Linked DNA regions of Mus musculus: region 2 is linked to region 1. The links are chromatin loops, found by intact Hi-C in ENCODE. Cell type or tissue: heart. All regions are shown on one strand. Each heading gives the region's core, and the rest is flanking DNA. Links, peaks and the distances in the headings are about the cores only. Region 1 overlaps Trak1 (trafficking protein, kinesin binding 1). Region 2 has its middle 23 kb from the start of Gm34655.

Region 1 (8,000 bases), core at 1-8,000:
CTTTCGGCAAAGCCTCTTTCTGAGCGTGTGTGTGTGTGTGTGTGTGTGTGTGTGTGTGTGTGCACATGTATGTGAGTGTGTGTGTGTGTGTGTGTGTGTGTGTGTGCACGCATGCGCATGTACATGTGTGCACATGGCTATAGGGGCTGTGTGTGTGCATACGCGTGCACATGTGTGCACACGGCTATGGAGGCTAGAGGTCCCACCTTGGGTGTCTTTCTCGTTTGTTCCCCTTGTTTTCTGAGAGAGTCTCTCCCCTTTTCTTGGCTCCCACAGGTTAGGCTCAGCTGGCTGCCAGCAATCCCTGGAGGTCTGCTTGTCTCTGTCCTAAGTGCTAGGATTACAGGCAGAGAATAACACCCCTGGATTTTTTTTTTAAATGTGATTCCAGGTCTTCATCCTTGCTCAGGCATCTCCCGGCCCTCAAGTTCTTTAATTCAGAGAAAAATTAGTGGTATCAGGTGAAGCTGTTGTCCAAAACAGACAAACTTCATCTTTTCCTTATAGCTGTTAAGTGACTAGATGTGAACTGATGTTTCCCTAGCCCAGAACAAATTAGGACAAGCATTTGTGAGTCACTTTGCTGACCCCAGCCTCTTCTTGGGCTTCACAGGGATAATGTGGGGCTTAAGGTCAAGTTTACCATTTGCAAATCACGTACGTTCTGTGCAGAATCATTCAGACCTGATACCCGTGGCATGGCTCCAAGCATGTCAGAAAGCTTGGGCAGGGCAGGGACAGGACATAGCTCAGTTGGCAGTGCAGCCTAACATGCTGGAAGCCCTGGGCTCAATCCCCAGCACCGCAAACAGAGTGCAGCACCAATAGATAAGGTCTGTCCCAGGGAACGCAGGCAAGGAACATGAGATTAACTTGACTCTGGTCACACCCTCCACTACAAGGCCAATTTCCAGGATAGTCTCCAGTGCTCAGAATGGCCAGGGAGCAAAGCCAAGAAGAGGTGAATAAAGAAGGTTTCCCACAATCTACACAGCTACAATAACAGACCCCTCTGGGAGATGGAAACACAGGGTGTGGGGGAATAGGGCAGCTGCTGTAGTGCTCTATATGTCCACTAGGTGGTGGTACAACACCACACTCCCAGCCTCACGGGTCCTCCTGCCAATCACAGGCCTAGGAAGGACATGAGCCCAGAAACTTCCAAGACTGCTACATGGCATGCATGCTCTTGTTCTTCTACGTGCACGAACACCGAAGAGCAAAAAAAAAAAAAACTGCCTGCTGTCAGGCTCCTCTCAGATCTCACTCTGCCCCGTGCCCTCCTTCCACAGCTTGTCATTAGGCCATTGCGCTCTTGGTTCTCCTGTTTCTCTTCCTCTTTGGCCTTCTGTCTTCTTGATCCTCTCTTCCTCCCTCCAGCCCCACACCCACTCCCATGCCCAAGTCCAATCTGCTGGCCATGTTCACTACTTTCTCCCCTGTTCTAGACTCTTCCAGATGCCTACAGCTCTACTCTCCCTCATATCCACAATAAAAACCTCCTCAGCCATCCCTTGGAGGGCCTGTGTCCTCAGTTTATAAGCTAACAGCTGTTAAAGTCGCGCTGAGCCGTGAGATTCAAACCAGAACAGATGCACACAAGGGGGAACAGCCCTGGCATTAGCTGCCTTTCAGGCTCATGTTCCTGGGAGGGGTTGCAGGAAGGGTCCTACCCATGGGGCCTGTCCTTGTCCTTAGAATGGACCCTGGACTGAGGTGGCTCACTTTAAGTGCACAAAGCCCTGAGCTCCTTCCCCAGAACTCCAAAGAGCCTTAGAAATAAAGCCTACCTCCCTCCCTCTGGGAGCTTAGTCTGTCTTGGGCTTTTATAGAAACACCTGGGTCCGTCCAGCTGGGACTGAGCCTGGAGGTGAGAGTTAGGGTGTGGGTCTGGGTGGCTCCCTTAGGATCTGCATTCCTCGGGCATCTCAGGTCCACTGGCCCACTGAAGAAGGTCTTACTTGCTAGAGACTCAAACCATCTCATAGACCCAGATCCCAGACTCCCCATGACTACCCATCCCCGTCCAATTCCTCTACCTATGCACAAGTACAGGTGGTGTGTTCTACCAAGTCCAGCCACTCGTGCAGGCAGTGGCCACCACACACTCCCTACCTCCCAGTTCCTGGTTCTCCTCAGCTGCAGTGGGAATCACACATGGCCTCTGCCAGCCACACAATGACCAGTCCTGAAATCTGGACCTTCATGCCCTTGTCTCCAGCCTCCCCTCTGTTTCTCCCAGGATTCCACATCCAGACCAAGGGTCAGACAGCCTGCTCAGCCTCAGTTTGCAATGGGTCCTGGGGTCGAATTCACCCTAAGGTATCCGCAGAGCTCTCACTGGGCGAAAACCAAAAGTCTGTGGAAAACCGGTTTTAATTTGTTTCCCCAGCTGCTGTGATAGAACTCTGACCAAAGGCGGCTTGCAGGAGGGGAGGCTTTGCATGGCTTCAGTCCATGGTGCAGGCATGGTGCAGGCGCGGCACTGGCCATCACAAAGGGAACTGACAGCGGGAACCTGGAGGCGGGAGATGAAACAGAGGCTGCGGGGGGGGCACTGCTCCTGGCTCGCTGGCCACGGCTTGTTCAGATTGCTTTCTTTTCTCTTCTGTTTTTAGTTTATGTGTAGGGTTCTACGCCCACAGAGGACAGAAGTGGGTGTCAGATACCCTAGAACTGGAGTTTGAGACCACTGTTCGCTGCCATGTGTGGTGCTTGGAGTTGAACCCACATCCTCTAGAAGAGCAGATAAACCCACAGTTTGCTTTCTTACACAATCCAGAATCACCTGTCCAGGGGCGACACCACAGTCATGGGCTAGGCCCTCCCTCTGCAATCATTAATCATGCAAATGCCCACAGAGTTGTCCACAGGAAAATCTGATGGAGTCTCAACTCTTCTCCCCACATGACTCCAGTTTGTGTCAAATTGACAATAATAACAACAACAATAATAATAGTAACAACAACAACAAACAGAACTGAGAGCAGTTCTCAGTGAATGAACTCAAGTGTCCCCAGACTTCCTTGAAAATGGGGCTGAGTCCTGGGATGCTGTGGCCTGCACTCATTTTTCTAAAGGAGACCGAGGAGGAGGAGGAAGAGGAGGAGGAGGAGGAGGAGGAGGAGATGGGGTAGATGGAAGGAGGAGGGGAGGAGGAGGAGGAACAGAGACAGGAAGGAGGGGAGGGAAGGGGGAGCTTGGGGGTGGTGGGGAAGAGCAGGGAGAGAGAAGAGCTGGAAACAGGAGCTGCCCAGGGTCCCTCTGTAAACAGTGCGGGGGGGGGGGGGGGGGGGGCCGGCTGCTGCCACTCTCAGGGTGATAGCTCACAGCCCTGCCAGCCCTGCAACCCCATCTGTTTGAGCCGTCTGTGAAGTCTCAGGGCCAAAAAAAATAAGAAGGCCGGTGGGGTGGTCACTGCTGCGTTTATGTAAAGAGCATCTGGCACCTGTGGTAAGGAGGCTCTGTCCCTCCATCCCTGCTGAGCTTTTTGACCAACAGTCAGTGAAGCGCAGTGAGCCGCAGAGGCTGGGTGCTGAGCTGGGCCAGACAGGAAACCTTCACTACCGTTGATCACAGGACACATCACAACTTTACACATCAGCACAGTGACAGGCACTTAACAGATGCCAAGGGAACCCCAAGGATGTCACCATCATGACAGCTTTAGAGATGGGGAACAGGCTGGTAAGTAGACACCGGCCTAGGGCGGATGGGAGGGCCACAGCCACCACTATGAACAGTCCAGACTAGCCAGCCTTAAGCTCTAGATCCAAGCTCATCACAAAGCTGTGCAGCCCCTCCCTTGGGAACGCAGACTACGCCTGCCCCAGCAGGAGCTGAGATAATGCAGGACGGACCCAGAACCCAGAAGGACAGTCAGCCGGTGTCCACGCATACATCAGATAAAGAGCTCACAGAACCCTTAAAAATCACTGTGAAGAAAGATCAGTCCATATACTCCTTTAAAAGGCGGGGCTACCCAGAAGAGTTTGCCAGAGTTTACCCGATGGACGCCAAGGAGAACAGAAGGGAGAGGGGGAAGGGAAGGGAGGGAGCCGCTCTGGGGAAATCCTGCTCCCAGAACAGCTCAGGAAGCTTCTGTCCAGCCCCGCCCCGGCCCCGCCCAGGCCCCGGGCCCAGCCCCGCCCCGGCCCCGCCCAGCCTCTCTGGGAACCGCCGCCAGCGCAGCTGCTCCCAGCAGGGCTCATAGGAAGAGCGGCAGCCTCTGGAAAGAGCAGTGTAGCTCAGCAAGTGAAACGGACCGAGCTGTTGGGTGGGGGTTAACACATTTCTCAGTGTCACAGGTGTGCTGACGAAGGACAAAGGCCAGACACATCTGCAAGTGAGAATTCAAAGCAGTTGGTTGAGGGATCTGGGGCTGGTGTCACCATGGGGGACAGGAACTGAGAAAGGGTCTGTAAATGGAGGCTGGCTGCAGGGCTACCTGTCTTAACTGCTCTGCCAGCCAGGCCCCTTCCTTCCCTCTACCTCCCTCGGCTTCCCTCCAGACCAGCAGCAGCCACCAGGGTTTTTCTCCAAGCCAGTCAGACAAATGGACAGGCAGACAAATGACAGAAACACAAGAGGCAGGCAGACAAATTAGACAAAAGGCTGTAGCAGGCGACAGAGTGAACTGGTTAATCATGAGGCAGGAACGATAAAGAAGCTAAGTGAGCGCTGACTGCATACTAAGCCTTACTAAGGATTCTGCGCCTTATGTATGCCCTTGCTTAATCCCTTCAGCAGTCTTACACGAGGTAAAGAAAGGAAGGGGACTTTAAAGGTATTTCATGAAAAAACGGAAGCAACCCACTGTGTGAGCTACAGGCAGAACTGATAATAATGTGAACAATACATGTTCATACAACACCTCCATCAAAGTCCACCAAAACTCAGGTCCGACTCCAGGCAATCCCTCTCAGACATTAGAGACATTGCTGGGTGGACGCACAGATCTTCCCAATCCTGGAGAACAGATCTGCAAAGCTTAGCAGCCCACACAGCAGTCTATGGAGAGGGAATTAATGACGTAGTTGGTGGCTAGGGAGACAACAAGTAACTTACTGACACAGGCTACAAAGTAACACAGATGATTACAAGGAGAGTGTGCACTGAGACATCTTGCGGAGAGGAGAGCTAAAGCAGGGGTTCTCAGCCTTCCTGATGCTGCTCCTTTAACACAGTTCCTCCCGTTGTCATGACCTTCCACCCACAAAATTATTTTCATTGCTACTTCATAACTACAACTTTGCTATTGTTATGAATCGTAGTGTAAACATTTTTTGGAGATAGAGGGTTGCCAAAGGGGTGGAGACCCACAGGTTGAGGACCACTGGACTAACGGGTCACTCTGCGGCAGTAGGAACTCACTCCACTTTTTCTGCTGCACACTTTTTTACGTGAGGCGCCTCACGGAGAGCTTCAGAAAGTGGGATTGGCTCTAGCGGAAGCAGTGGGTGTACATTTCTGTGAAGACAGGCAAGAATGCAGCAGAAAGACCGAATGTTTTCAGCCACAAGGAAGTGAGGAACAGCCTGGTGAATCCCGGCTCTCGCTCCTTACCTAGGACAGAACAGGTCCCAGGAAGTGCCAGGGACTGGCGAGGGTGGTCCTGGGATGCATAAGTCACTACGCAACATGACTTTTCCTGTGGGTCTCGGTGCAGAAAGCTCGGATGGTGGATAAAAAGCAAACCCATAGACAGACCTCCCAGACTGAAGCCTGCTCCGCAGGAATCGATATCTTCACTTAACCTCCCTCAGCCTCAATTTTTCCATCTATAGAATGGAAAGCATGGCCAAAGGTTGCCATACTGCGTGATGATCGTGAGCTTCTGAGAAGGCCTTGGTGACCCTTGCCTTAGAACACCCATCATCAGGAACACAGCATCACAGTTGCCCACGGGTCCCCTGGGTGTGTGTCTCATGGCTTTTGGGGTGCCGACAGAAACACTGAGTGTCTACCTAGTCTTGTCCTGAATCTTGCTCCTGTGGCCTGGTGTACCCTGCACCTCCCCTCCTTCGCTCCCGGGTGCACCCCTGCTGAGTAGGGAGAACCAGGTGCCAGGGCTGAAGGCCAGGCCTGGCTCTCAATGAAATGCTCCTCCATTATAATTTATTGCTTGCTTGCTTGCCTCCAAAGTGGCTTGGGGTGGGTGAAGGCTGTAACAAGAGACGTGCTAATGAGAGCCACCACCGACTACATTAAGAGCCTGCTTCTGAGGAAAGCAAACAAGCAAACAAACAAACCAGGAGGAAGATAAAAACTACACCAAGCACCTGGGAACTACAGTCACAGTTATAGGTCAAGACTCTGATTTACGGGTCGGCTAGAGGCACTCAGAGAACAAAGGTGTCTGCGGCCAAGCCTGACGGCCTGAGTTCAATCCCTGGGACCCACACAGGGGAAGAGAACTGACTCCCACATGTCCTCTGACAAATGCAAAATATATATATAAAATCGTCTACCTGCAGGATCTCCACTGTTAGGCCAGAGAGATCCAGAGGGAAGGGGCAGGAACTGATCCTTTTTTTTTTTTTTTTTTTTTTAAAGATTTATTTATTTATTATATGTTAGTACACTGTAGCTGTCTTCAGCCACTCCAGAAGAGGGCGCCAGATCTTGTTACAGATGGTTGTGAACCACCATGTGGTTGCTGGGATTTGAACTCTGGACCTTCGGAAGAGCAGTCGGGTGCTCTTACCCACTGAGCCATCTCACCAGCCCCAGCAGGAACTGATCCTAATGTAGGACTTTGAAAATCCTAGCAATTCCCTAGATTTAGTCTAAGCTGCAGCTTCTCACTGTGCCCCACTAACCCACTGTCCACTCCTTCCTGTTTCCTTCATGGTCCAGTAAATATCACTTAGATTATAACTTGTCAAAGGGAAGTATTAAAAATACATTCCTAGAATTACTAAACCATACTTTAAGCTAAATGAATGAAATGTTCAAGAAGGGCCTCATGTTTTATTTAAGCCTGAGGAGGCTAAGATGCCCCATTTGGTGATTAAGTGTTTGTGATAAGGGACGGATTCCTCGTGTGGCGACTTTGGGGTGAAGGCGGGGGGGGGGGGGCAGAGGGGTGTGGAGTTCTGGTTGTTTTGCTTTAATGTGTTCATGTATGTGTATTTCTGTAAACATGCATGTATGTATATGTTCCCATGATGGCCAGAAGTCAGCCTGTGTCTTTTCTCATTTGCTCTCCATCCTTGTGTTTGAGAGAGGGCCTCTCATTGGCCTGGGGCTCACCGATTTATCTATATGGGCCAGCAAGCCCAGGGGTGTTCCTGTCTGCCTCCCTAGGGCTGAGAAAATAACCATGCGCCAGCACACCTGGCTTCAACATGCAGGTCTAGGGCTGGAACTCGTGCCCTGGTGCTTGTGTGGCAGGCACTTGCTGGGCTGAGCTGTCTCCCAACCCAAGCATGGTCTCCCTCGGGCAGGGCAGATGCCAGGAGTCTCCATGCCCTGAGAATTCCTTGCTTGTTTTCCAAGGTTTACAGGGGCTCACTTACACCCATGTTCACCTCTGGGCTTTGTGCAGGACCAGATTACTGAGAAACCCCAGAAATTAACAGATATCGCATCAAGAACTTGGTCCTGAACATCCAGGGGCTCCGTGCACCTTCATCAGTTAAGACTGCAGGTTTGGAGTCATCAGCTTAGGAATAAGACTTAAAAGTCTACAAGCCTGAATTTGTTAGTAGGGGACAGGAAGAGGCCACTGTGGAACTCAGTAGGCTTTGGACTACAGACAGGAAACTAGATGGGTCATCCCATCGTCAGACTTGAATCCGATCCACTCAGAGGAACTGAGAAGCCCACAGCAAGCAACAAGCCAGAGCAGGCCGACATAAAGCTCTCGTCAGGGGTGTGGGGACCACAATCACAGGGCCAAGCTTTGGGCAAAGAAGACACAAGAATGTGGGGGAGGGGGAGGGGTGCTGAGTAGTTCTGCTCTTCACATGTGAAAATCCCTTGCTGACCCACACACC
Region 2 (16,632 bases), core at 3,650-11,649, 71 kb after region 1:
GAGGGAGGGGGCGTGGGGGCGTGGCGGGGGGGGGGGCTCCCATGTGTAAAGCACTGACTATGACACCCTTTAGAACAGAGTTCAAATCCCAAGACCTACGTGACACAGAGCCCTGTGCTCTCTCAGTGAGCTCCCTAACCAGCTAGCCCAGGTACACAGTAGCAAACAACAAAAGAGAGACCTTGTCCCAAATAAGGTGACAGGTGAAGACCAATGCCCAAGGCTGTCTTCTGACCTCCACATGCGCATCATGGCGGCTACAAGTTTCCCCAGGTACCTACCATTCAGTATCTAAAGCATTCCCACCTATCCTTTTTATCTTATTCGGTTGATTTATAGATGTATTCACTTTTGGTTTTTTAAAGGTCTTACTTGCTATGTAGCTCAGGCTAGCCTCAAACTTGAGTCAATCCTCCTGCTCTCTGCCATCATGAGAGAAACCATGAACAAAAGCAACGTAGGGAGGAGAGGCATATTCATCTCACACTCCCAGGTCTCAGTTCATCATTGAGGGAAGCTGGGCAGGAATCTGGGGCAGGAACTGAAGCAGAGGCCATGAAAGGACAGTACTTGCTAGCTTGCTCTCTATGGCATACTCAGCCTGTTTTCTTATAACACCCAGGACCTGCCCAAAGGCAGCACTGCTAACAGCCATCTGGGCACTCCCACATCAGTCACTGGTCAAGAAAACGCCCCACAGACTTCCCACAGGCCAACCTGATGGAGGCAATTCCTCAGTTAAGGTTCCCTCTTCCCAGGTGCCCTAGGCAAGCTGACAACACTAACCAGCACAGCCACTATGCACAGCTTAATAACCTTTTTTTTTTTTTTTTTGGTTTTTTTTTTGGTTTTTTCGAGACAGGGTTTCTCTGTGTAGCTCTGGCTGTCCTGGAACTCACTCTGTAGACCAGGCTGGCCTCGAACTCAGAAATCCACCTGCCTCTGCCTCCCAAGTGCTGGGATTAAAGGCGTGTGCCACCACGCCCGGCTTAACCTTTTTTTTTTTTTTTTAAAGATTTATTTATTTATTTATTATATGTAAGTACACTGTAGCTGTCTTCAGACACTCCAGAAGAGGGAGTCAGATCTCATTACGGATGGTTGTGAGCCACCATGTGGTTGCTGGGATTTGAACTCTGGACCTTCGGAAGAACAGTCGGGTGCTCTTACCCACTGAGCCATCTCACCAGCCCCCTTAACCTTTTTTTAAATACAAGCAACTCTCCCAACTCTCATATACGGTACAGACACATCTATGGCAAAGGATGACATCTTGTATTTTGTTCTGTTTTCCCAGTGTGTGTCTGGGACCTTCATTGGCTTTGCAATCACAAAAACATCCTGCTTGTTTTCTCAAATAGCCAAGCTGTTTCCTTAAATACACAACAACAAACAGTAGGTTTCCCACAAGTGATCTCTGGAATGCCTGTATCCAAGCATCCAAGCATCCAAGCATGGGTCCAGAGGGATTTTCCTAATGTCATGGGACTATGGCAAAGTTAACTCTTTCTCCTCAAAGCCTAAACAGGGAAGCTGTCAAGGACACAAAAAAACACAGCCTACACCAATGCTTGATGGTGCTGAGGCCTCTCCCTGCTGTTGCTGTCCTGGGAAGACAGCAAACTGGCCAGGGCAGGTGGCCCACAGTGTGTAGGTACCATAGGTACCAACTCCTGCATTCCCTAACCACCCTCAGAGGTCACCACACCATTCAGGTGCAAAGAATACCTGGTGTTGTGTGACAAGACTTTCCTTGGGGGGATGCAACACACACAGCTACTCACCCCAAATAGGGAGGGAGCCCATGGCAGACCAAAGTGTGAATGCCACGAGTTTATTGGGGTTACTTACAGGAATATGGGTGAGAGATTACTTTCAGGAATGTGGGTGAAGGGTTACTTACGGAAGCAGAAATGATTCAGACAATGGCATCTACAATCCTGCCCCAGCATGGGTGACGGCTCACAGGCTGAGAACCTGGAGCATGCTGCACAGCCTGCAGACAGCTCAGCCAGCAGGTTGGAAAGGAACTTTTCCAGGTGCCTGGGTTGGTCTAAACCTCATCTCAGACAGTTTCTGCTTCTTTCAGGTCTGGCCTCTGAGTTGCCTCTGCAGCTCAACTTTATCCAACCTGAGTGGAAAGCTCAACTTTTAATGTTTACTCGTAGAGGGAGGGACCTAGTGAACTTGGTCTGTTTCAGGGACTTCCTAAAGCTATTTTGAGTAGTCTACCTTCTTGCAGGAGGGAATGCTTTAATGTCTGAGGAAACTGTTATACCAACACCAGAGGCAGAGGTGGGGAGGGGTGAGGCTGCAGAGGTGGGGTGGGGTAAGGTCTGGGAGGTGGGAGTGGGGGTGGGGATGGGGGTGGGGTGATGAAATGGTCAAATACTAGCACAGTGTGAATGAAGCCCTGCCTGAGTTTGATCCTCAAAGAAAAAGAAGAGAGGGTTTTATGCTAGGTTCAACGTTTCTAAGCACCGGTCTCCAAAGGGGAAAGGAAGGTTCAGTGCGCACGACATTTCCCCCAGACCATTAGATCCAAAGGCTTTTACGTCAGTCATCATGGTACACCTGTTATGCTAGCCCTTAGGAGGCAGAGGCTAGTGGATCTCTGTGAGTTCAAAGACACAAGTTCTCAGCTGAATGAATGAATGAATGAATGAATGAAAAATGGTTAACAAGAAGGTAAAGACCTTTCTTTTAACTAATAGATGAAAACATTCGTGTCCATAAAGCAGAATTATCTGATATCTACAGTATTTGGCATCTCATTTAAGACACAACATGCCCTGAGCCATCTCAGGACATCTGTCCCCACCCCAGGCTCACAGATACAACCCCATGAGTCACACATAACGATCCCTTCCTGTTCTCTTTCACACTTTGCTCTAAAACCACTATGGGGTCCCCTGAATCACAGGTCATGGGCTTGCGTTTCTGTTTGTTTGCCTGCGTTTTTAATCCTCTGGCACAAAGTTCACCAATTCCATCCATACAGGATGGCACGCAACTGCCCATCCCTGTAGTTGAAGCACGGCCTCAATTTTCTTCCCCAGTTTTAGCAGTAGCGAAAGGTGGCTAAGTGGACCCATTGAAAATGAATGACCCTTGATATCATGGCCATCTCCAAAGTTCTCAACTCAGAGTCACAAGCTAACAAGCTAGCCCTATTTACCATGAGACACCCCCACACCCAGTATACAGAATGTGGCTCACCGGTAAAGCAGAAGTTGGCCTGTGCAAAGCTGTGGCTTCCATTCCCAGCACTACAAAATGAAACAGCACACGTCATTTCAATCTGGTTAAGACTTCTTTCTCTCCTAGATCCACCAACTGTAATTCTGGGTACACACCCAAAAGAAATGAATGTAGGGACCCAGTGTATTATTTGTATGGCAAAGGTCGCAGCAATGTGAGCCACAGTGGCCAATGATGGAAACCCTGGTGTTCAGTAATGGACAAAATATTATTCAGGCCGGGGATGGTGGCACGTGCCTTTAATCCCAGCACTCAGGAGGCAAAGGCAGGCAGATTTCTGAGTTCGAGGCCAGCCTGGTCTACAGAGTGAGTTCCAGGACAGCCAGGGCTATACAGAGAAACCCTGTCTCAAAAAACAAAAAACAAAAAAATTAAAAAACAAAACCAAAAATATTATTCAGCCTTACAAAAGAAATTTGACACATGCTTCAACAATAACAGCAACAAAAACACACAAACAAACAAACCAGCAAAATGAGCCAGTCACCGAGGACAAGATGGCTTGTTTGGCATTTCTGGTGTGGCCAAGTTTAGAGACAGGAATTTGGGGTGGGGGGTCATCAAGAGCTGGGATGGAGAGATATGTTTAATGGGTAGTGAGTGTTTCAGTTGGGGACAATAAAGAAGGTCCTGGAAATGTAGGTGAAGGTCTCTACACAACGCAGACATATTTAATGCTACACACTGAAAGCAGTTAAAATGATATATTTATGTAATATATATTTCACGGATATTTTTAAGTGAAATAAAAAATGATCGTTCTTAGAAAAATCTAGGTTTTCTGTTACCTCACGTTAAGGGACTTGTGTAGCTATGGGGAAGGACATGAATAATTTGCCAAGGATTGGCTGCCTGCTCTCCTCTGTATACAAGACCGTTGGGGAGCCAGAGGCCCGAGGGGTCCGTGGCTTCGTGAAAGGCAGGCAAGAGCAGGTGGCACACACGGGCCTTGGATCTTACACGCCAGCTGCCACTCGGCCACTGTGCCTTGTGACACTTCTGCTTGGTGTGAATGACCCAAAACTTTAGACCCACTGAACAACAAAACAAGAGTAGATGGGTGAGTGTGTAAAAGATCCAACTAAGAACTGGGCAGATTGGTGGGTGAATTCTAACTCAGCAAGACTGGGCTGGAGCTGGGCTCACTTGATGGAGTGCTTCTCCAGCACACACGGAGGCCTGATTTGGTCCCCAAGCACTAAAACCTGACGTGGTGGTGGACTCCTATAATCTCAGCACTCAGGAGGGTCAGAAGTGCAGTCATCTTTAGCCACATGACAAGTCTGAGGCCAGCCTGGGCTACATGAGACCGATCATAAACCAGCAGTCATCCATCTTTGCATATATGTGTCTGTGCGAACATATGCATATGTATATGTGTACAGTCATATATACATAAGCATATTCATGTCTGTGTATATGTGCATATACGTGAGTGGGTATACGCATATATGTGTATGTATACGTATATGCCTGCATACCTATGTATACATAAACAATACCTATCTTGCTGATGTCTTAGCTCCCTGTAGAGGCAGGCGGGGAGTGTTCCCGGCTGACTACACTTGGGGCTGTTCTCTTGGCTGCTGATAGAGAATAGCAAGTCAGTCCTTCCTCTCTTCAGCCCCTCCCACTTTACAGTTCATTGCCCAGGATTAAAGGAAAATGGGGTTGGGGGAGGAGTGGACTCGACGATCTTTCCTAAAAAACACTAAGCCCTTTCCTTTCACTGCCTGGCAGGGGCGAATGCAAGGAACACTGAGCCCCAGCTCTATCCAGCAGGGAAGGGACTTACTCCGCCCAATGTCCACAAGGTCTGGTCAGCTCAGAAAAGAACCTGTCTGCGTAAGCACATGGCGATGATGGCGATGGCTCTGTGCACACTGCCTGGAGACGTGCTGAAAATGCAGGCTCGGATTTAGCAGGGCTAATATTCTGCAGATCTAAGAAGTCTCCAGGTTGACAGGATGAAGGTGATGGTGGTGGTGGTGGTGATGGTGGTGATGGCAGTGGTAACAGCGGCAATCGAGGACAACTATGACCAAGATGCCCCCCGCCCTGGCCCCATTCTGAGAAATGAACCCTCTATGTTCCTGAGGTCTGCCTGTGCCACTACAACAGGGACCGAAATTTACACAGAAAACAGTGGAGGCTAAGTTCCCCCCATTAAGTACTACCCTCTTAAGCTGCTCCTCCTCAGGACACAACCGCCTCCTGCCACCGTGAAGCAGAGCTCTTAGCTTCTTGGCACAGATGAGGTCTCTCAGCTTGGACTTATCCCTGGGAAGACGGCTGACACTCCTGCAGCTTAGAAGACTCTGTCCCTACTCCCAGAGAAGTCTCCTGAGATCTTCAGACAAGCAAGTCTGGGACAGCTCCCACACCCCCACATAAACACCTCAGCCAAGTGAGGCCAAACTACATCTAGCATTAGAGAGACTTCTTCTCTTTGGCCACATCCCAAACCGGAAATAATTTCTTCAGGATAGAGGTGAGCCTGTATGAGGCCAACGGGCTGTACTGTTTTCTAAAAGCCGGTGCTGGAGAGATGGCTCAGCAGTTAAGAACAAATGTTGCTCTTACAGAAGACTAGGTCTAGCCAGGCAATGGTTGCACATGCCTTTAATCCCAGCACTTGGGAGGCAGAGGCAGGCGGATTTCTGAGTTTGAGGCCAGCCTGGTCTACAGAGTGAGTTCCAAGATAGTCAGGGCTACACAGAGAAACCCTGTCTCGAAAAACTGAAAAAAAAAAGAGGAGGAGGAGGAGGAGGAGGAGGAGGAGGAGGAGGAGGAGGAGGAGGAGGAGGAGACTAGGTCTCTCAGACCCCAGCATCCACATCAAATGGCCAAGACACTTCAGCTCTGGGGGGACTCTAACGCCCTCTTCTGACCACCTCAGGTACTGCATTCATGAGCAAGTTCACAGAGATAAACATACACACATAGCTTTTAAAACTAAATAAGACCCTGACCTCTCCCAGAATGTTCGATGGAGCAAATTGTCGGGTCCCACCACACATATTCTTGCTTAGAAAGAGCTGCCTAGCCGGGCGTGGTGGCTCACGCCTTTAATCCCAGCACTCGGGAGGCAGAGGCAGGCGGATTTCTGAGTTCAAGGCCAGCCTGGTCTACAGAGTGAGTTCCAGGACAGCCAGGGCTATACAGAGAAACCATGTCTCGAAAAACCAAAAAAAAGAAAAAAGAAAAAAGAAAGAGCTGCCTAAAAGGGCTCCCTTATTCCACCAACCAACCGGGAAAGTCAGAGTCTATAACACAGTGGCTCCTCCTGTGTAGACAGGCTCTTCAAATCCAAAGTCTGACTAATAGTGATATTACAGATATAAATCGCTTTGAAGCAACACAGTGAGTGTGGGATTCCCGTCAGCTCGTCCCCGTAAACCTGCCAGAGGATGGAGGCATATTTCAATCAACATGATCGGGTTATCTAGAACTAAAGTCCAGGAATCAAGGCTGAGAACAGTGACACTGAGGTACCGGGAAGAGTGGGTAAGGTGAGGGCACAAAGTTCAGAAGATACGGTCAAGTCGTACAGTTCTCACATTCGGGGCTATCTCCAACTGACTCTCTCTCTCTTTTTTTTTTTTAATGTTAGTGTATGGATGATGTGCATATGTGTGTTCACGTGGGTACATGCGTGTGCATATGGAGGCCAGATGACGACCTCAAGGGTCATTCCTTAGAAACTGTCTGCCTCGCGTCTTGACACAAGGGTCTCTCACTAGTGTGGAGCTCAACAACTGAGCTGAACTGATTGGCCAGAGAGCCCCAGGGATCCATTTATCTATCCTGCCTCAGTGCCAGAATGACCCAGGTGACCCAAAATGACCCAGATGACCCAGAATGATCATCTGAGGCCACCACGCGTGGATGAAGCACGAGTCGCACTTTACTGATCTCAGCCATCTACTCATCCCTGATTCTTAAGAAAGACGAGAAGGAGAAGGAGAGAGAAGATGAGAGGAAGCAGAGAGACAGAGAGAAGCCAAGACTGAGCAGGGGGAAAGGTTGGTTTACAGTCTCCCGGACACACGCAGCACGGTCTAACTCGGCAATCCAGGTCATTTATATTGTGGTGGCTACTCTGACATCCCTAGTTATTCACAGTGTCCACTTCCGGCTTGGCACAACACTCTCTCTGGTGAACTCTCTTCTGCTCTTGAATGTCCTGATGCGCCAGACATCTAGAGCCCGAGGACGGCCTGGAAATGAGCCGCCTCTGGGCCTCTCAGGCTGGGAGTGTGCATGCATCACTCTCCAGGGTCAACGTAGGAAGGAAGACTGACACACAGGAGGCTAAGAATCCCATCCCTGACGGGGAGGTGAGTGGGGAAGGGCAAGCATGGTGGGAGATGGGGACCCCGAGAGGCCACGTTTTCAACCGTAAGCACAAAACAGGGAAGGAACCGGATGAAGTGGGACACAGAGCCCACCCCTAGTGACACATTTCCTCCTGCAAGGCCTCACTGAGTAAACTTCCCCAAACAGCACCACCACCTGGGAACCAGTGTGCAAATGCCTGAGCCTCCAGGGCACAGCTTTCAGGTGTTGGGGAAGGCAGGATGCATTTTCTGTAAGCCCTTCTCAATTCAGATGTTAAAGTACCTTTACTTCAAAGCAAGAAGAGTCCTGGCTGGGTGCAGTGGCTCTGGCCTGTGGTCCCTGCAGCGGGGAGGCTGAGGCTGGAGCACCTTGAGTCCAGGAGTGACAACTAGCTTAGAGCAACATAATGACATTCTCAAATAGCAAGCAGGACAAATCCACACAGTGTGCTGGCATATGCCTGTATCCCAGCCCTTGGGAGGTGGAGGCAGAGGGATTAGGAGTTCAAGATTAACCTTGGCTCCATAGCAAGTCTGCTGTCAGCCTGGACTGCACAAGACCCTCCCTACCCCTCAGACCCACCAAAAAAAAAAAAAAAAAAAAAAAAAAAAAAAAAAAAAACCCTGAATTCTATTTTCTGGTCTTCATCACAGTAATCATTAACTCAGAAAAGCATCAGAGGCCACGGCTAAGCTCCCAGACCCTCTGCCAACTTCTTGAGCCTTGAAGGCCACAGGAATGAATTAGAAGCATCAAGATAAGCCACTTTGCAGTGTGACACTGTTTATAGCCAGCAGCCACCTGAGAAGCCACTGCCCCCAGCAGTCAGAAAGCTGCACCTTGTAAAGTTCTTAGAACGATGAGGCCTTTGGAACAGGTGGCCTGGGAGCTTTCCGGCTGGCCCAAAGCCTGGACAAGGATTCTGAGATGCCCACACACCATCTCACCTGGTCTCTGGTGCACTAGCCGCAGCGCTCTAAGTAAGCAAGCTTCCCCATCAGCGGTGCCACACAGCCATTCAGAGAAAGCAAAGTCCGGCCTAGACCTTCAGATAAACGTGCTGGCGCTCACGTACACCACATGCTTAGACGGACCTTTTCAAGACTGAAAGCGACCCCCACTTGGATACCCACCCCCCAAGAGGGCAAGCTGGATCGAGGATCATTGTTCAGAAAGAAAGAAGACAGAGGCGGAGCCAGGACACTCATTCATCCCACCCGGCAGACTTAACCCCAGACGGCAAAGTGAAGTTGACGATCCCTGCGGCCCTTCCCGTGGAGACGGGTCTTCTAATATCTCTGAAAAAGAGCATCCTTTGTCCCTCCGTTTTCAAACACATGGGGCATAGGCTCAGCCTGGAGACGCCGGCCACTGCAATGTCCTCGAGTTTGTCAAGCTTGTAGGGCAGAGACCAAAAGTGCTTCAAAGGCCTGTGTGTGGAGGGCTCCATCTGGGGAGCCCTCAAGAAGGTGAGAGGGAAGACTCACCACTCTGTGGAGTTGACCTCTGACCTCTAGACATTGTCATACACACGGTAATAAGAGAAAACGAAAAAGGTCTGATTGTGTGTCTACAACCTATAGTGAGTTTAAAAGAGTGCCTCACCATCCAAGCCTCCCTTACGGAACCTGCCCGCTCACCCACTGTCTTATCAGATGCCTGGAGTAACTCAACAATTAGGCCTTTATAAAGTGCCCAAGCCTAGAGGAGCAGGAGGCCTGCTCTGCACCTGGGAGCTGGAGGTCAAGGTCGGGGAGCGCAGGTGGCTTGTGCCAGAACCATCCAGCAACGAAGAGGATGCCGGGTGTGCAAGACCAGAGGCAGCCTCAGACTGGTGAGAAAGAAGTCTTCATTCAACGGCTCACCGACAAACAGAGGCAGCCATTTGGAAACTGAAAGTTTGAAACCCCTTTCACTGTGAATCATGAGCCATGTCACTGTCAAAACCTGACTTGACACAGACTATAAACCTATAAAAGTTATCATTACCATAATATGTCTTAATTATTCCCACCAGGACTTTTCAAAAGTTACAACACTACAAGCTCAGTCAGACCTGAGAGCCCTCCATTGACCTATAAACTTTCATAGCAAACAAACTAACAAACAAAACCACTAACTCTGTATTCCTTCCATTGGTCCAGTTGAGTTTGAGGGACCAGGATACATGGGACAGGCAGGTAAGACTGGCTAAGGTAGGGGCAAGGTCACACAGTCTGCAGAGGCTGTGAATCTCATCTTTTCCACTCCAAGACCAGCGTCCTTACCTCAGGAGGGTGGAGCTCAGCTCTGCGCAGGAAATCAGACCCCAACCGTCCCAGGGGCATCAAACAGGAAATGGACCTGGTGCCTTGCCAAGCGGCCAACGGCAACCCAGCCCTTGGCAAACCCTTGGCAAACCTGCTATGCCTCCACCTGAGCGTTGAAAGTCAGTTTAGCATCCCCCTGGGCCCAGCTCTGATCTGCAGCTGTTTCTCCACTTGGCCTGGGCTTCTCTGTGAGCAAGCTGGAGTCAGAGGTCACAGAGGCTGCAGCCTTTAGTGAGAGACCAAAGGGGAAGGCAGCTGTCTGTCGCCCAGGTCCACCTCCACCTGTCATCTCCACCCCAACAGGGAGACCGCCCCACTGCACCCATGCGCGCGCGGGCTCACACACAAACACATACACACATACACAGGGGCGCTGGAGGCTGCTCAGAGCTCAAGCTGCCCTCCTCCCTCTTGACCGTTCTGGTAGTTAGAAATTGGAAAGGACCCTGTGCCTAGTCTGTTTCCTTATGGCTTCCTTCCACCTTCCCAAGACTAGAAAACCATGCAGGAAAAGAACATGTATCCTGGCTACCCTCTACAGACAGTACGGTCAACCTTACACAGAGTTTCAAAGTTTGCGAAGCAAATCGGGAAACAACAAGAAAAAACCCCCAGAGGCCTCAGCATCCATTCTTCTGCTCAAAGTGGGCAGTAAAAAGTCTGTCTGAGCAAGCACAGGCAACTGCTTCTAAGGCTGAGGCTTTGCTGGGGGAGCGCCAGGGAACTTAAAAAAATCTTCCCTTAACAAAACCGAAAATTTTGTTTGTCCTGACATTTGCTTTTTACCCTCAAGAGGCTGACCTTGGAGACGACACAGAATTGTACAACAGAAGTAAAAGAAGTGACCCAAAGTGAACTCCTTCACTCTCAAGGATAGAAAGGGGGGGTCCCTAGGCGCACGACGTCATTTACATGAAGTTCGGGCGGCGAGTGGGAATGTGGGTGCTGCGCGCGCTCCGGCCCCGGGCTCTCTGAAGGTCGCCAGACTGTCACCGAGGCTGCCGGGGCCCAGAACTGGAGTACATGCGGCGCGGCGGGACACGGTGCCCTTAGGGCACCTTTCCGGGTGTCCCGGATCCTGCAGGTGCCACCGGGGAGCAGCTGAGCCGGGGGCCCTCCCCAGCCGCAGGCCCGGAGCTCGAGCGACTTACCCGCAGGAGGCGCGGGGGCGGCGGGCGCGGTCCCGGGGCCGGTGTCGCTGCTCCGATTCGTTGTCGGCCCGGCCCCGGCCGCCAGTGGCTCACGTTCCCGGGACTGCGAGGCTCAGCGTAGGCGGGTGCCCGGCGATCCGGGATGCTCCGGGGCTCTTCACGCGCGTGTCACGGGCCGGGGGCGCGCGGGGGCGGGGGCCGAGTGGGCCCCGGGGTGGCGAGTGGGGGCGCGGCCGGGGACAGGGACGGGGCCGGGGATCGTGTCGCGGGCGCCGCAGCGCGGCCTCTCGCCATGGCTCCGCGCGGCCCAGCCTCGCGCCTCCCCTCGCGCTGCCGTCACCGCCCGACGCGCGCCGGGCCCTCCCCGTCCGTCCCCGCCCCGCCCCGCCCTCCTCGCCCGGCCGCCACCTGCGCGACAGTCCTCGAGCGCTACCGTCCTCGGTCCCCGCAGCGAGAGGCTCCGAGACCCCCAAAGCTCTGACCCACTTGGCACCCCGGAGCGTGCGCCGGGACCGCTCGCTGGGGCGGCTTGGGGACCCCACTGCCAGCGCTGTGGTCTTGGGGTATCAACCCCGGAGTCAAGCACAGAGTTAACGACGCAGGAGGGGGCCATGGACCAGCCATGAGGGCAATGCCATCAAATGAGGAGCTGGTGGAGGTGGCAGAAAGGACAAAGAAACCCTCCCGGAAGCAAATAACATGCAGACTGGTTAACATGGCCCAGCATACGCGGTCTGCCTACGGGTCACAGGGGACACTGGACGCACTTGGAGAGACCCAACCTGAACCGAAGATGAGGAGAAAATAAACCCCTCCAGACCCTCCACATTTCAGGACTAGATAGGAACTGAACAGGAAAATTGTCCAGGCAAAATCTTCCTTGAATGCTCACTGAGAGTTGGGGGAGGGGGGCATTGGTCACTAGATATTTGCTTGAGCTAGCCCATTTCTCCACAGACTTTCTCTCAGCGACACCTGGACAGGGGGAGTGAGAATGCCCATTCAAAGCACAGTAGGGGGGACACGTTGACCTCTGGTGAGAGGTGGGCATCGTCCTTAGAACCCTACTCTACCCGGTACTCCTAGGAGACTTAAGTTTCAGTAAACCCATTATGAGCTACATTTATTAAAGAGGGATGAGCTGTGTCCCAAAATCCCCATGCCATAAAAAACACACACATGAAACTTAAAGATATGAAACCTGTCGGGAATGGGAGGGCTGACTGACTGCGGCTAAATGGTGTGCCTTTGCTGCACTGGGTGGTGTGCAGAACATTCCAGCTGACCAGACTGAAATCTGCACTGTACGGCCTAAAATACTGGGTTGAATTTATTATGTGCAGTCAAGACTGTCATCATTAGGACTTAAGGGGCAAAAGCTTCAGATGATTTGGGAAGGAAGAGGCATCCTGATGGGAGCAAGGGAGAAACTGGATGGGCCAAACATTATCAACGAGTCTCAGTGCTGGGTTCTAGAGTATCTTTCTCTTGTCTTGTCTTGTCTTTTCTTGTCTTCTCTTCTCTTCTCTTCTCTTCTCTTCTCTTCTCTTCTCTTCTCTTCTCTCCTTTCCTTTTCTTCTTTTCTTTTTTTATGTGAGTACACTGTTGCTGTCTTCAGACACACCAGAAGAGGACATAGGATCCCATTACAGATGGTTGTGAGCCACCATGTGGTTGCTGGGAATTGAACTCAGGACCTCTGGAAGAGCAGTCAGTGCTCCTAACCGCTGAGCCATCTCTCCAGCCTCTAGAGTATCTTTTATGGGTTTGAAGTTCTTTCTAAATAGAAGAGTTCTCCAAAACATCAAATAAGAGCTGAGGCCAGGTGGACAGTGTGAGTGTGTGTCTGTGTGTGTGTCTGTGTCTCTGTGTGTGTCTGGGTCTCTGTGTGTGTCTGTGTCTGTGTGTGTGTGTGTGTCTCTGTGTGTGTCTGTGTCTCTGTGTGTCTGTGTGTGTGTGTCTGTCTGTGTGTGTCTGTCTGTGTGTCTGTGTCTGTGTGTCTCTGTGTGTGTCTGTGCGCACATGTGTGTGTGTACACCTATGTGCTTGTGAGTGTGTGTATGCACGTGTGTGCATGTGTGTTTGGAGAATGCCCATTGTATGTATGTGTACATGTCTGGGCGTGTACTCATGGCCCCACTGGGAGGCTAGGAGTTGACATTAGGTGTCTTCTATTGCTCTCCACCTTACTCTTTCTGCCTTGAGAATTTTATACATGTAAACAATGTACTATGGTTGTGCCCATTTCACACTTCCTACCCGACATGGCCACCCAGCACATTCCCCTCAGGACCTCATGTCTTTTCCCCCAGCAACCCAGTTAATGCATCGGGGCTGCTCTATGTCCTGGGTGTGAAGCATCCACTGGAGCATGGTACCATTTGCACTCCCCAGCAACTATCAACTGCCGGAGGCTCCTACATAAGGGGTGGGGCCTGGATTTAATCTGTCCCATCTCTGCCCACTTCTGTCCATCTTCGTCTTGTGCTGGTGACCAGAGCCGGTGCAAGTCCCTGTGAGTGACAGTCGTGCCACGTGCAGAAGACAATGTTTCACAGCCAGCCCCCTCTCCATCCTCCAGCTCTTACATCCTGTCTGCCCCTCTTCTGGGATGTCCCCTGAGCCTTGGAGGGTGGGGTCACTCACTGATGAAGCTAGACTGCCTAGCTAGCTAGCCTTCAGAATGAGCCCATCTCTGCCCTTCCCTGCCCCCAGCACTGTTATGACAGTCACATGCCATCATGCCTGACCTTTTAGGGAGTACTGGGATCTGGGCTCAGGTTATAGGTTTACATAGTCTACACTTGACCACTGAGAGTCATCTCTCAGCCCAGTTTTGGGTTTGAGGTGGTTGGGTGGTTTTGGATTTTAGAGACCATCTCATACAGCCCAAGCTGGCCTTGAAGTGGTCACTCTGCCCCTGCTTCCCAAGTGCTGGAGTTACAGATGCATACCACAGCAGCAGGTAACAAAACATTATATTTTTTATGATAGAATGTAAATGTGCAATTATATCAATGGGATTTCAGTCACACAGATTAAATCATCAGATATATGCCAGGTTTGATAGACTATGGCAGGCTGGCAGGATCTAGAACAAGCAATCTGAGAGGGACCAGCTTCAGTACCCAGTATTCAGTAGGAATGGTCCTGCATACAACCTGAAGTCTTAAAGGGGCAGGGGCAGATTGTCTGAGGTAAAACCAGTAGATCCAACGCCTTCTGGTTCTGGAAGTTAAGAACCGTCATCTGGCCTAATCCATCTCCTTTCCCTTGGGACGTGATCGCAGTTTGAGGTGTGGAACCAGGGCCCCCCTAGTTTTTTCCCACTGCCATTTCAGCCATTCCTGACTCCCCTTCACTGTAGGATGACTCTCTCTGTCAGGAATCCCACAGCCACCACGCCTGACTGGGATCCAGGGTAGCACCCTGCTCGACCCTCATCAGAGAAGGTCCTTCTTGCAGTGGATGGAAACTAACACGGAGACCATAGCTGGACAGTGTGCAGAGAGCAAGAGACTTCAGAGCACTCGGTCCTGCGTGGGATTTCTGTGTCATATCCTCTCCTGGAGGCTCAAGGGTTTGTGTGACAGAGAAGGGGAGAGAGATTGTTAAGAGCCAGCATGATGGGTGGCTCTGAGGAAACGGTGTCTTCCAGACATGATGGGACTGGTGTACATATGAGCTCACGGAGACCGTGGCAGGAAGCACAAGACCTGCACAGGCTCAAGCCTGAAACAGTCCCGACGCCCAGAGAGGGAAGCAAACACAGGCTCCCATCCCGATCAAGAAGCAAGTAGTCCGTACCCGCTGGCAAAGGGAACCTCGGTTTTCTCATCTGGAGTGTCGCTGCGTATATCAACCACACTCCAGGGCAGGATGCTTGATCAGAAGCAGTTAGCCAGCACAAAACTGGCTCCGCGTGTGTGCACACGAGCGTGCCGCACACACTGTCAGTGTGAGTGTGTGTGGACATGTGTGTGGTTTGGTTTGAGAGAGAAAAAGAATATGAAATTGGGTGGGTGGGGAGAAGGATCTTGGAGGAGTCCAAGGGGGGAGAATATGACCAAAATATATGAAAATAAAATAAACCCTAGACTTAAAAACATACAGCCAGTTGGGGAGAGGTGTTCTTTCAGCCCCTTCTGGTGTGTACACGCCTCTTCATTGTGGACCTGTGCAGCTGAGGGTAGCCTTGACTGTGGCCAACACAAAGTGGTGAACTTACTTTAAAATAAGGCATCTTTACCATTTTTTTCAGTTTAATTTTTTTTTTAAGTTGGTTGTGCTAGAGCACAAACTTTGTAGATGACAACATCATGTCACAAGTCTGGACACCTCTCATTTGCAGGAAACTGCGGGCAGAAAAGTGGCGTAGAACCACAGAAGCATCAAATTAGTGGTCAGCCCATAACTGCAGCTGTCCTATGTTCCTGCATTTTTACCAGCTGTCTGAGACTTGCTTCCTACAGTCACGAGACGCCAAGCTGGTACAGATCCATGAGGTCGGCCACTCAGTCCCGGTCACTGTCTGCAGCCTTGAGGTTGGTCACTCAGTCCTGGCCATTGTCTGCAGCCTTGAGGTTGGTCACTCAGTCCTGGCCATTGTCTGCAACCTTGTTCTACGGGCAGGGCCCTGACATCTGGTTCCCAGCGCCAAAGTACACACAAGGATCCTGTCCCTGATGAGAAGGAGCTGGTGTCCCTTCCCCAGCATGGAGGAAGCAGGTGGCAGGTGGAAATGGTAATTGTCCTGGTAGGTCTCAGCTTTGCAGAACACCGGGCAGACCTTAATCCCAGCACTCAGGAGGCAGAGGCCAGAGGATCTTTCTGAGTTAGAGACCACTTGGCTTTTTGTAGTTCTGGGCTAGCCAGGGCTATATAGTAAGATCCTGTTTCGAAAGAAATCAGCACATTTGATACTTTCCAGGATCTGAGGTAGTAACTCAGATAAAATGCAAAAAAAAAAAAAAAAAAAAAAAGTACCTGCTCTATATTAGTTAAAAACCTGCAGTACAACCTGGGACCCCAGGTAAAAATGCAGAAAATGACTTAATAAGGCTGCCCCTGTGTTAGCCTGAGCCCCAGAATCAGGACTGAAGAACAGTTAACGATAAGTTGTTTCTTTAAGAAAGTGACCCCATAGGAGGGAAGGAAGAGTTAGGAATAGAAAGAATGAGACAAGGAGGGGGAAGCCACCCCAGCATACAGAACCCCTCCAAGCACCTGGGGCTCTGTTCTATCAAACAGGCTGATGAACTGGACCAGGTGAAACATGGAGTCTTTCATCTCCCAGTTCCCATCTCCTAGGATCAAAGAGATGCCAGGAGAAGTAAGAGAACAAGATGAAGTGTGGTGTAGAGGTAAGACACTGGGATTCCTGTTTGTGTGTTCATTTAATTCCCAGCACCCAAAACGGCACCTGACTCACAGCCAATGGGAGTTCTGTTTGCTGATTTGCAGCCCATGGGAGAGCAGTTTGAACTGACAGCTGAAGAGATGAAAAGAAATAGGTGCAGCTGGGCTTGGAACTCTCAGGGCCGAGGTTTCAGGGCCAGAAAGACCAAAGC

Evidence for each region. A loop is a pair of places that touch in the nucleus more often than their neighbours do. Peaks named below come from ENCODE experiments on the same cell type or tissue, not always from the same donor. Only the 100,000 strongest peaks of a DNase experiment are listed, where the experiment ranks them.
Region 2: a loop joins it to region 1, with 4 times the contacts of the local background. A loop is called at or near these places in 18 of 42 quality-filtered maps.

Annotation. Positions count from the first base shown.
Region 1 is chr9:121,367,827-121,375,826 of GRCm38, reverse strand. The region is part of intron 1 of Trak1 (trafficking protein, kinesin binding 1); the gene reads right to left. Among named protein-coding and RNA genes, the nearest start is that of Trak1, 4.9 kb to the right of the region's middle. In heart, for the core only: CTCF peaks have their summits at 1,054 (motif pointing right), 6,513 and 6,712; DNase peaks (open chromatin) are centred at 1,096, 3,426, 4,106, 7,866 and 3 weaker places; H3K4me3 peaks cover 1,559 bases; H3K27ac peaks cover 4,079 bases.
Region 2 is chr9:121,292,264-121,308,895 of GRCm38, reverse strand. It overlaps a transcript of Trak1 not described here. Among named protein-coding and RNA genes, the nearest start is that of Gm34655, 23 kb to the right of the region's middle. In heart, for the core only: CTCF peaks have their summits at 6,157 (motif pointing left), 7,777 and 8,453; DNase peaks (open chromatin) are centred at 7,575, 7,765, 10,045, 11,255 and 5 weaker places; H3K4me3 peaks cover 2,958 bases; H3K27ac peaks cover 2,843 bases.